Regions from separate parts of the Homo sapiens genome. Here region 2 is linked to region 1. Evidence: chromatin loops called from intact Hi-C (ENCODE). Cell type or tissue: endothelial cell of umbilical vein. All regions are shown on one strand. Links, peaks and the distances in the headings refer to the core of each region. The heading gives the core; the rest is flanking DNA.

What was found. A loop is a pair of places that touch in the nucleus more often than their neighbours do. Peaks named below come from ENCODE experiments on the same cell type or tissue, not always from the same donor. Only the 100,000 strongest peaks of a DNase experiment are listed, where the experiment ranks them.
Region 2: a loop joins it to region 1, with 26 times the contacts of the local background. A loop is called at or near these places in 16 of 110 quality-filtered maps.

Annotation. Positions count from the first base shown.
Region 1 is chrX:2,590,143-2,595,528 of GRCh38, forward strand. The region is part of intron 1 of LINC03112 (long intergenic non-protein coding RNA 3112); the gene reads right to left. Among named protein-coding and RNA genes, the nearest start is that of LINC03112, 16 kb to the right of the region's middle. In endothelial cell of umbilical vein, for the core only: a CTCF peak has its summit at 3,327 (motif pointing left); a DNase peak (open chromatin) is centred at 3,319.
Region 2 is chrX:1,670,961-1,676,346 of GRCh38, forward strand. No RefSeq gene overlaps it. Among named protein-coding and RNA genes, the nearest start is that of ASMT, 59 kb to the left of the region's middle. In endothelial cell of umbilical vein, for the core only: a CTCF peak has its summit at 2,508 (motif pointing right); no DNase peak of the experiment used is centred there.

The sequences.
Region 1 (5,386 bases), core at 328-5,327:
CAGCCTGAGTGACAGAGCGAGACTCCGTCTCAAACAACAAAAAACAAAAAAGCAGGAAACAAAACAAAACTGATTTGGTTTACAAATCAAGGTCAAAAATCAAGATTTGGAAAAAATCTTGGTCAAAATCAGGATTTTGACTACTGTTTCTCCATGCCCTGCTCACATGAGAAACCCTCTCTCCCTCCAAGGCTCCAACTCTGTAATCACTTCTCATTCCCAAATCTGTGGGTCAAATCAAGGTCAAAAATCAAGATCTGGGTTGCAGCCGGGCTTGGTGGCTCATGCCTGTAATCCCAGCACTTTGGGAGGCCAAGGTGGGTGGATCACCTGTGGTCAGGAGTTCAAGACCAGCCTGACCAACATGGTGAAACCTCGTCTCTACTAAAAATACAAAATTAGCCAGCCGTGGTGGAATGTGCCTGTAGTCCCAGCCACTTGGGAGGCTGAGGCAGGAGAATTGCTTGAACCCGGAAGGCGGAGGTTGCAGTGAGCTGAGATTACACCAGGGTACTCCAGCCAGGGCGACAGAGTGAGGCTGTGTCTCAAAAACAAAAAGGATTTGGGTTACAAAATCAAGTTTGTAAACCAAATCAAGTCTGTGGTATGGATTTGTGTCCAGTCCCTCTTTATGTGTGCCTTTGTGTTGGGGCGGAGGTGTGGTTATTGTTTTTTCTGATAGTTTTTCCTAATGTGTTATTATTTTTAGTGAGGTTAAGTCTACAGGTTAACTGAGGCATAAACAGACTTGCTATATTTGCTAATTTAGGCAAAACACAAAGCCAATGATAAAAACCGATAAAACCCAATGGACGAAAACGGATGTTTCCGTAATAGCAGGAGTCGCTTAGAGGTTCAAAAGCATTTTACCTTCTTAGTTCATGGTTTCTGCTTTTCTTTAGTCTGCCAGTGTTGTTGTCTTTGGGATATGTCTTTTTACTATTTGCTCAGATTATTTCAAATATGATAGTGGGTAGTGTTGTGTGAAATAGCTAAGATTTTATGTAGATGCTATTAATAAATTTAAACTAACATTTTAGGTGTCCAGCATTTTTTATCTATGAACAGAGCAGCTAACACTAGAAAGAGTTCTCTTTACAGGGAAGCAGATGTAACCCACCTGCTTTTTAGAATGGGGTGGTTTTACAAGGAAACATCTCTCTAGGTTTTTTTTTTTTTTCGTGAGCCAGAGTCTCACTCTGTCGCCAGGCTGGAGCGCAGTGGCACAATCTAGGCTCACTGCAACCTCCGCCTCCTGGGTTCAAGCAATTCCCCTGCCTCAGCCTCCCAAGTAGCTGGGATTACAAGTGTGTGCCACCACGCTCAGCTAATTTTCGTATTTTTAGTAGAGATGAGCTTTCACCATGTTGGCCAAGATGGTCTCGGTCTCCTGACCTTGTGATCCACCCTCCTCGGCCTCCCAAAGTGCTGGGATTATAGGCGTGAGCCACCGCGCCTGGCCGGAAACATCTCTCAAGTTCCTAAGGTAACTGCTTTGTTCCAAAACATAGATTCATTAAACTCAGTGTGTGTGAAAACTAGTAATAAGTTAGCAGAGCTGATGGGGACTTCAGACTTTAGTGTATGTTTTTTACTACCTTATTCCAGCAAATATGGGTTGGCGACAAAACCACAGAAACGATAGAAGAAAGGACATTTTATTTTTAAAATAGCAGAGTGGGAGCCAGTCAGCCATGGATTCAGATGACGAAAACAACCAAAGAAATGTGCACAAACTCTCACAGTGTTATTTCAACAAAGTATATATTTACAGATTGTCTAAATGGGTATGCTTTTTAGCTTTAAGCTTTGCTTTCATTTTTATTTCGTTTGTGGAAAAAAATGTGAAAACCAACAGAGCTGGGGAACACAACGTTGGCCATGCATTCTAATTAACTTGTTTTTTTGGTTTGTTTTTGTTGTTTTTGTTTTGAGATGGAGTCTTACTCTGTCACCCAGGCTGGAGTGCAGTGGCATGATCTCCGCTCACTGCAACCTCTGCCTCCCAGGTTCAAGCGATTCTCCCGCCTCAGCCTCCTGAGTAGCTGGGATTACAGGCACGTGCCACCACACCCATCTAATTTTTGTATTTTTAGTAGAGACGGGGTTTCACCATACTGGCCAGGCTGGTCTTGAACTCCTGACCTCAGGTGATCCGCCCACCTCAGCGTCTATTCTTTGTAACAATCATGTGCCTTGATTTAAGAATTCCCATGTGCTCAAGCTTCTTGACCATCAGAGTGATTGTAAGATAAAGTAAGAATGAGACACCTTGAGGTCTCATTCAGGCCAGTGGGGATGTGTGGGGAAAACAAACAAACAAACCAAAAAAACAGGAAATATGGGTTAGTCACTAACCCTTTAATGGTGTTTCCTGTGTGTTAAAACTTTTTACGTAGAGCCACTGCCTCTCAGGTAGGCAGGACTGTGTCCTTTGTCAAATGAAATAGTGGGGGCAGCAAGTTGAAATCACCTGTGTGATTTAAACCCATGCATTACTTGGGGGAGAACTGTTGACATAATTCAGTGTCAACAGGGGAAGGAACATGTTCTCTTTCCAGAAGGGTATAAAGGTACTGGCCAGGTGCAGTGGCTCACGCCTGTAATCCCAGCACTTTGGGAGGCCGAGGCAGGTGGATCACCTGAAGTCAAGGAGTTCATGACCGGCCTGGCCAACATGGTGAAACCCCGTCTCTACTAAAAATGCAAAAATTAGCAGGGCACGGAAGCAGGCGCCTGTAGTCCTAACTACTCGGGAGGCTGAGGCGGGAGAATCACTTGAACCCAGGAGGCGGAGACTGCAGTGAGCCGAGATTGCTCCACAACACTCCAGCCTGGGCGACAGAGTGAGTCTCTGTCTCAAAACAAACAAACAAACAAATATATATATATATAATATAATATAATATCAGACCAGCTAAAATCACATGTATATGTGGGTCAAACATAAATGTGGTGTTTGAAATGTCCCTTTTCTTTGACACAAAACTTCATTTTTCAAGTATAAAGCCCGATTTTGATGCCCATTTGCGGTGTGCAAGTCCTCATTATTCCAATGCTTCAGAGTCCGTGTTACAGGCAGAAATGTAAATATTTATTCTGTAATCGTCCTTTAATTTTTTTTTGTTCTTTCCTGCATCACAAAGTTTTTGACTGGCTGTTTCGGAAGACTATGTGATAGTTTCCTTTAACAGGGGGAGAAGAGCCCTTCATGATGGCGCTGAAGAATGATGATGCCTGTGTGTGTGCGGACCTGACCAAATTCTCAGGTTTGGGGTTACCCTCTAGATAAAGATTCTGATGGGGAGAGGGAGCTGTGATTTAGTTAATGCTTATCTGACTGCGCCACCTACCGGCTCGGCAGGGAATATGCTGCCTGCCTCTGAGGTTTTCACCGAGGCTGGGTACGGTGGCTCACGCCTGTCATCCCAGCACTTTGGGAGGCCGAGGCGGGAGGATCACGAGGTCAGGAGTTCGAGACCAGCCTGGCCAACATGGTGAAACCCCCGTCTCTATTAAAAGTACAAAAAATTAGCCTGGCGTGATGGTCGGGCGCCTGTAGTCCCAGCTACTCGGGAGGCTGAAGCAGGAGAATGGCGTGAACCCGGAAGGCGGAGTTTGCAGTGAGCCGAGATCTCACCACTACACTCCAGCCTGGGCGACAGAGCGAGATTCCATCTCAAATTAAAAAAAAAAAAAAAAAAGGTGTGTGTACCCCTGCACCCCTGCAAGGGGACACGAGGCACCATGGCCACCTGTCATCGTTCTTAGATCTGAGAAGAGTGAAAAAAAAAAAAGTGCTGTGTACAGATAGATTTTGGAGTTTTAAAGCCTGCTTGCTGTGGGAGACTTTTCAGTATTCAAACTTTTATATTTAAGTACAATTTTTGATGATGTTGTGTCTTTTTTTTTTTGAAATGGGGGTCTTGTTCTGTCACCCAGGCTAGAAAGAAGTGGTGCCATCACAGCTCACTGCAGCCTTGACATCCTGGGGGCAAGCAATCCTCCCACCTCAGCCTCCAGACCAGCTAAAATCACAGGCGTGTGCCACCATGCTCAGCTAATATGTTTGTTTGTTTGTTTTGTAGAGACGAGGTATCACTATGTTGTCCAGGGTGGTCTTGAACTCTTGAACTCAAGAAATCCTCCTGCCTTAGTCTCCCAAAGTGCTAGGATTACAGACGTGCGTTACCGTGTGCAACCTGATATTTTATCTGACAATGGTAGGGAGGGGCCAGAAGAGTCAGGGAGAGGGAGATGGAGACAGAAAGGAAAAGGAATAAAGAGAGAGAGAGAGAGACAAGGAGAGAGAGACTGATGGAAATTCTTTTTCCACCAACCGAGAAGAGAAGCAGCATCCCATCAGAGGGGGTTGATCCAAGCCATCTACTGTATTAGTTCATGAGAAATGACTGGCTGTAACACATGAGCCCTGGAATTTCTGTGGCTTAACAATTAAATAATTATTTCTCACTCATCCAGTTGTCCAGTGTAAGACTTAGGGACCCCTGAGCAGGCGGCCAGCTCTCAGCAAAGACAGCACAGTACCAGGGAAGGGTCACAGGAATTTTGGCACATGGCCAGCTGGTTCCACTGCACCTGCCCAGGGACGCTGGTCTCCAGGCTCCTGGCTTCTCAGCCTCAGCACAGATGTCTGCATCCCCAGAATTTTAAGGGAGGCTGCTGGAAGCCGGGGCAGGAGGTGGGATGAGAATGAAGCTTTTCAGAGCAGAGACCATAACAGACCAATTTTCAAATTGTCTGAAAATGGAGCATGACCCAAATTCTTAGGAGACTCTAGGGAGGAGAGGGAACCGCAATAATAGCCGACATCACATTTCCCAGGGGAGTGGAGTCTAAGAGTCAGATTTGAGTCCGTTTAGATTGAAATTGGAAAGATACAGAGATGGAAGAGTCTGATGTTTCCTCAAAAGGTTAACCGAAGACATACCATATGTAGTAGTTTGTTTTCACACTGCTGATAAAGACATACCCAAAATTGGGCAACTAACAGAAGAAAGAGAGGTTTAATGAACTTATAGTTCCATGTGGCTGGGGAGGCCTCACAATCATGGCAGAAGGCAAGGAGAAGCAAGTCACGTCTTACATGGATGGTAGCAGGCAAAGAGAGAGCTTGTGCAGGAAAACTCCCTTTTATAAAATCATCAGATCTCATGAGACTTATTCACTACCATGAGTACAGCATGGGAAAGACCTGTCCCCATGATTCAATTACCTCCCACAACACATGGGAATTCAAGATGAGATTTGGGTGGGGACACAGCCAAACCACATCACCCTATGAGCCAGCAATTCTGCTTCTGGGCACATACTCAAGAGAAAAACGAGAACACGTGTCCACCAAATAGCTTGTACATTTATACAC
Region 2 (5,386 bases), core at 80-5,079, 920 kb before region 1:
TCCATACGTATTGTTTTCCACGCCACTGACGCAGCCTTGGACAGCTCCTTTGTGGACTGATTGTCAGGTCACCCCTGTGACCTGCATGTATACATCTAGATGGCCTGGAGCAACTGAAGGACCACAGAAGATGACATTCTACCATTGTGATCTGTTCCTGCTCCACCCTTACTGATCAGTTGACTTTGGGACAATACACCCTCCCCGCCCTTGCAGTCGTGTACTTTGTGATATTCCCCTGTCCTTGTGAATGTACTTTGTACGATACAGCCTCCTCACCCTTGGAAAGGTACTTTGTAATATCCTCCCCCGCCCTTAAGAAGGTACTTTGTAGGCCGAGCGCGGTGGCTCACGCCTGTAATCCCAGCACTTTGGGAGGCCGAGGCGGGCGGATCACGAGGTCAGGAGTTCGAGACCATCCTGGCTAACACGGTGAAACCCCGTCTCTACTAAAAATACAAAAAAATTAGCCCAGTGTGGTGGCGGGCGCCTGTAGTCCCAGCTACTCGGGAGGCTGAGGCAGGAGAATGGCGTGAACCCGGGTGGTGGAGGTTGCAGTGAGCCGAGATCGCGCCACTGCGGTCCGGCCTGGGCGACAGAGCGAGACTCCATCTCAAAAAAAAAAAAGAAGGTACTTTGTAATATTCTCCCCACCGTTGAGAATGTCCTTTGTGGCATCCACTCCCTGCCTAGAAAAAATTGCTCCTAACTCCACTGCCTATCCCAAACCTATAAGAACTAATGATAATCCCGCCACCCTTTGCTGACTCTTTTTTATGGACTCAGCCCGGACTCTCTTCACACGGACGCGTGTGACACCGATGTGTGTGAGCAAGAGATTTTGAAATTAAGAGGCAGGAGAGAAGGAAGCTGAGAGCTTGCTATTTCTGTGAACACTGGTTGTTACTGTATCGGGCCCCGTTAGAGTGGACCCTAGCTCAGAGGAGACATTTGATAACTGTGGGAAAATCAATGAATGAATGAAGACGCTAAATTTCTTGCAAGCACTGATGTCTAACTTTTATTCATTTATTTATTTTAGACACAGGATCTTGCTCTGTTGCCCCGGCTGGAGTGTAGTAGTGTAATCCTAGCTGACTGCAGTCTCAAACTCCTGGGCTCAGGCAATCCTCCTGCCTCAGCCATGTGAGTAGCTAGGATTATAGGCCTGTGCCACCATGCTTGGCTAGGTGTTTTTAAAATTTTTTTGGCTGGGTGCAGTGGCTCATTCCTGTAATCCCAGCACTTTGGGAGGCCGAGGTGGGAGGATCTCCTGAGTCCGGGACATCGAGGCTGCATTGAGCCAAGATCGTGGCATTGCAGCCTGGGTGACAGACTGAGACCCTGTCTGAAATGAAATTTCAATAAAATAAATAAAATCATTTCTTTATAGACAGGATGTCAGTATGTTGCTCAGGCTGGTCTCAAACTTCTGGACTTCAAGTGAGCCTCCCACCTTGGCCTCCCAAAGTGCTGAGATTACGGGTGTGAGCCACCATGCTGGCCCTGAGTCTTAACTTTCATAAAAACAATTCTTTTGTGTCTGTGTGTGTGTGATGGAGTCTCTCTCTGTCGCCCAGTGTGTGTGTGTGTGTGTCTGTGTGTGTGTCTGTGTGTGTGTGTGTGTGTGAGATGGCGTCTCGCTCTGTCGCCCAGGCTGGAGTGCAATGGCACCATCTCAGCTCACTGCAACCTCTGCCTCCCGGGTTCAAGTGATTCTCCTGCCTCAGCCTCCTGAGTAGCTGGGGTTACAGGCGTGCACCACCACGCCCAGCTTATTTCTTGTATTTTTAGTAGAGACAGGGTTTCGCCATGTTGGCCAGGCTGGTCTCAAACTCCTGACCTCAAGTAATCCGCCCACCTCAGCCTCCCAAAGTGCTGGGATTACAGGCGTGAGGCACCACGCCTGGCCTTTCATAAGAATACTTCTTAGTAGAATGCTGCCTACCGCAGAATTGCCTTACCTCTCCCCTCACTTTGTGTCCAAAGGGAATTCACAATCTCCATTCCAGGGTTTGAGCTCAGGCTGAGATGAGATTCAGCTCGTCTGGGGACTTGCAAATGCTTTGAAAAGATATGAAAAGGGTCGGGCATGGTGGTTCACGCCTGTAATCCCAGCACTTTGGGAGGCTGAGGCAGGCAGATCACGAGGTCAGGAGTTCGAGACCAGCCTGGCTAACCTGATGAAACCCTGTCTCTACTAAAAATGCAAAAATTATCTGGGCGTAGTGGTGCGCGCCTGTAATCCCAGCTACTCAGGAGGCTGAGGCAGGAGAATCTCTTGAACCTGGGAGGCGGAGGTTGCAGTGAGCTGAGATCTCACCACTGCACTCCAGCCTGGGGGACAGAGCGAGACTCCTTCTCAGAAAACAAACAAACAAAAAACCAAAACAACAACAAAAACAAACAAAAACAAAAAACAAAACTCATAAAGGTATGAAGGGGAGAGGTGCATTCCTGGGTGTAATATTCTCAATGAACACCAGGAGGCGGTGGTGAGGCACCATCCACACAAGCTGTCTTGAAGCGTGAACTGCCTGAAATGGTGAATTTTGTATCCACAGTACCTGGTATGTGGTCAGATACTGGGCTACATGGTGCTGTGAAGGTATCTTTCAGATGAGATGAACATTTTGTTCAGAGTCTGAATGAAGCCAGGGACCACGCACGATGAGGGTGGGCCTCGTCCCATCAGTTGAAGGTCTTAAGTGCAAAGACCAATGTTTTCCAAGGACAAAAGGATTCTGCCTCCCGGGATTCGGGTTCCAGCTGCAGCATTAACTCTTCCTGAGTTCTGCAGCCTGCTGGTCTACCTGAAGAATTTAGTGTTTCCCCTCCAGAATCATTGAGCCAATTCCTTAAAATCTTCCTTTCTTAGGTATCTGTATACACATGCATAAAACCAACATATAACGCCTTCATAGCCAATTCCTTAAAATCTCTCTCTCTCAAATATCTATATGCATGCGTAAAACCAACATACACCGCCTTCATAGCCAATTCCTTAAAATCTCTCTCAAATATCTATATGCATGCATATAACCAACATATACCTCCTACATGGCTATACCTCCTACATGGCCAATCCCTTAAAAATCTCTCTTAGATATTTATATATGTATGTGTAAAACCAACATATGCCTCCTACTTAGACAATTCCTTAAAATCTCTCGCTCAAATATCTATATATGCATGCATAAAATCAACATAAACCTCCTACTTAGCCAATTTCTTTCTTTTTTTTTTTTTTTGAGACAGAGTCTTGCTCTGTTGCCCAGGCTGGAGTGCAGTGGCACGATCTCGGCTCACAGCAACCTCCATCTCCCAGGTTCACGCAATTCTCGTGCTTCAGCCTCCCGAGTAGCTGGAATTACAGGTGCCCACCACCACATCTGGCTGATTTTTGTATTTTTAGTAGAGAAAGGGTTTCACCATGTTGGCCAGGCTGGTCTCAAACTCCTGACCTCGTGATCCGCCCGCCTCAGCCTCCCAAAGTGCTGGGATTACAGGCGTGAGCCACCACGCCCGGCCTTAGCCAATTTCTTAAAATCTCTCTCAAATATCAATACATGTATATATGAAACCAACATATACCTCCTACTTAGACAATTCCTTCAAATTTCTTTCCCTTTCTCTCAAGACCTATAGATGTCTGTATAAAACCAATATATACTTCCTACGTAGCCAATTCCTTAAAATGTCTCTCCTTCAAATATCTATATGTATGTATAAAACCAACATATACTTCCTTCATAGTTAATTTCTTAAAGTCGCTCTCTGTGTATATAGATTTATATAGACATAGATATAGAGATATTATATGTCTACATATAGCTATGCATGAATAAAGCCAATATGTACCTATTATGTATACAAATCCTTAAAATCTTTCCTTTCTCTCTGTATGTATATATATAGATATATCTATATATAGATCTGTATGGATAAAGCCAATAGGTACCTTCTATATTGACAATTCCTTAACATCTCTCTCTCTGTGTATACCTATATATAGATATATAGACATTATATATCTATATGTATGTAAAAACCAACATATACCTCCTACATAGACAATTCCTTAAAATCTCTTTGCCTCTCTCTCTGTCTCTTTTTTGAGACCGAGTCTTGCTCTGTCACCCAGGCTGGAGTGCAATGGTGTGTTCTTGGCTCACTGCAACCTTCACCTCCCGGGTTCAAGCGATGCTCCTGCCTCAGTCTCCCAAGTAGCTGGGGTTACAGGTGCCCACCACCACGCCTGGCTAATTTTTTGCATTTTTACTAGACACGGGGTTTCACCATGTTGGCCAGGCTGGACTCGAACTCCTGACCTTAGGTAATCTGCCCGTCTCGGCCTCCCAAAGTGCTGAGATTACAGGCGTGAGCCACCGTACTCGGCCTAGATAGAGATATATAGCTATTATATATCTATATATTGATATGTATGGACAAAGCCAATATGTACCTCCTATACTGATAATTCCTTAACATCTCTCTCTCTCTGTGTATTTTATATATAGATGTATAGATAGTCTCTGTCTGTGTATATTTATATATAGATATATATTGTATCTATATAGATATATATTGTATATATATATAGATATATAGTATATATAGATATATATTGTATATATAGACATATATTGTATATATATATATATATATATGCATGTAAAAAACCAACATATACCTCCTACATAGAAATTCCTTAAAATCTCTTTGCCTCTCTCTCTCTCTCCCCCACCCGCCTCTTTTTTTTTTTTTTGAGACGGAGTCTTGCTCTGTTGCCCAGGCTGGAGTGCAATGGTGTGATCTTGGCTCACTGCAACCTCCACCTCCCGGGTTCAAGCAATTCTCCCACCTCTGCCTCCTGAGTAGCTGGTACTACAGGTGCCCACTACCATGCCCAGCTAATTTTTTGTATTTTTAGTAGAGACGGGGTTTCACCGTGTTGGCCAGGCTGGTCTCAAACTCCTGACCTCAGGTGATCTGCCCGCCTCGGCCTCCCAAAGTGCTGGGATGACAGGCGTAAGCCACCGTGCCAGGCCTACATATAGATATGTAGCTATTATATATCTCTATATAGATATGTATGGATAAAGCCAATATGTACATCCTAATATTGAGAATTTCTTAACATCTCTGTCTTTGTGTATATTTATATATAGATAAATAGCTACATAGACATTATATATCTATATGTATGTAAAAAACCAACATATACCTCCTACACAGACAATTCCTTAAAATCTCTTTGTCTCTCTCTCTCTATATATATTATCTATCTATCTATCTACCTGTGTCTATATAAGTGTGATTAAAGCCAATATGTATTTCCTATATAGACAATTCCTTCTATATAGACAATTCCTTAACATTTCTC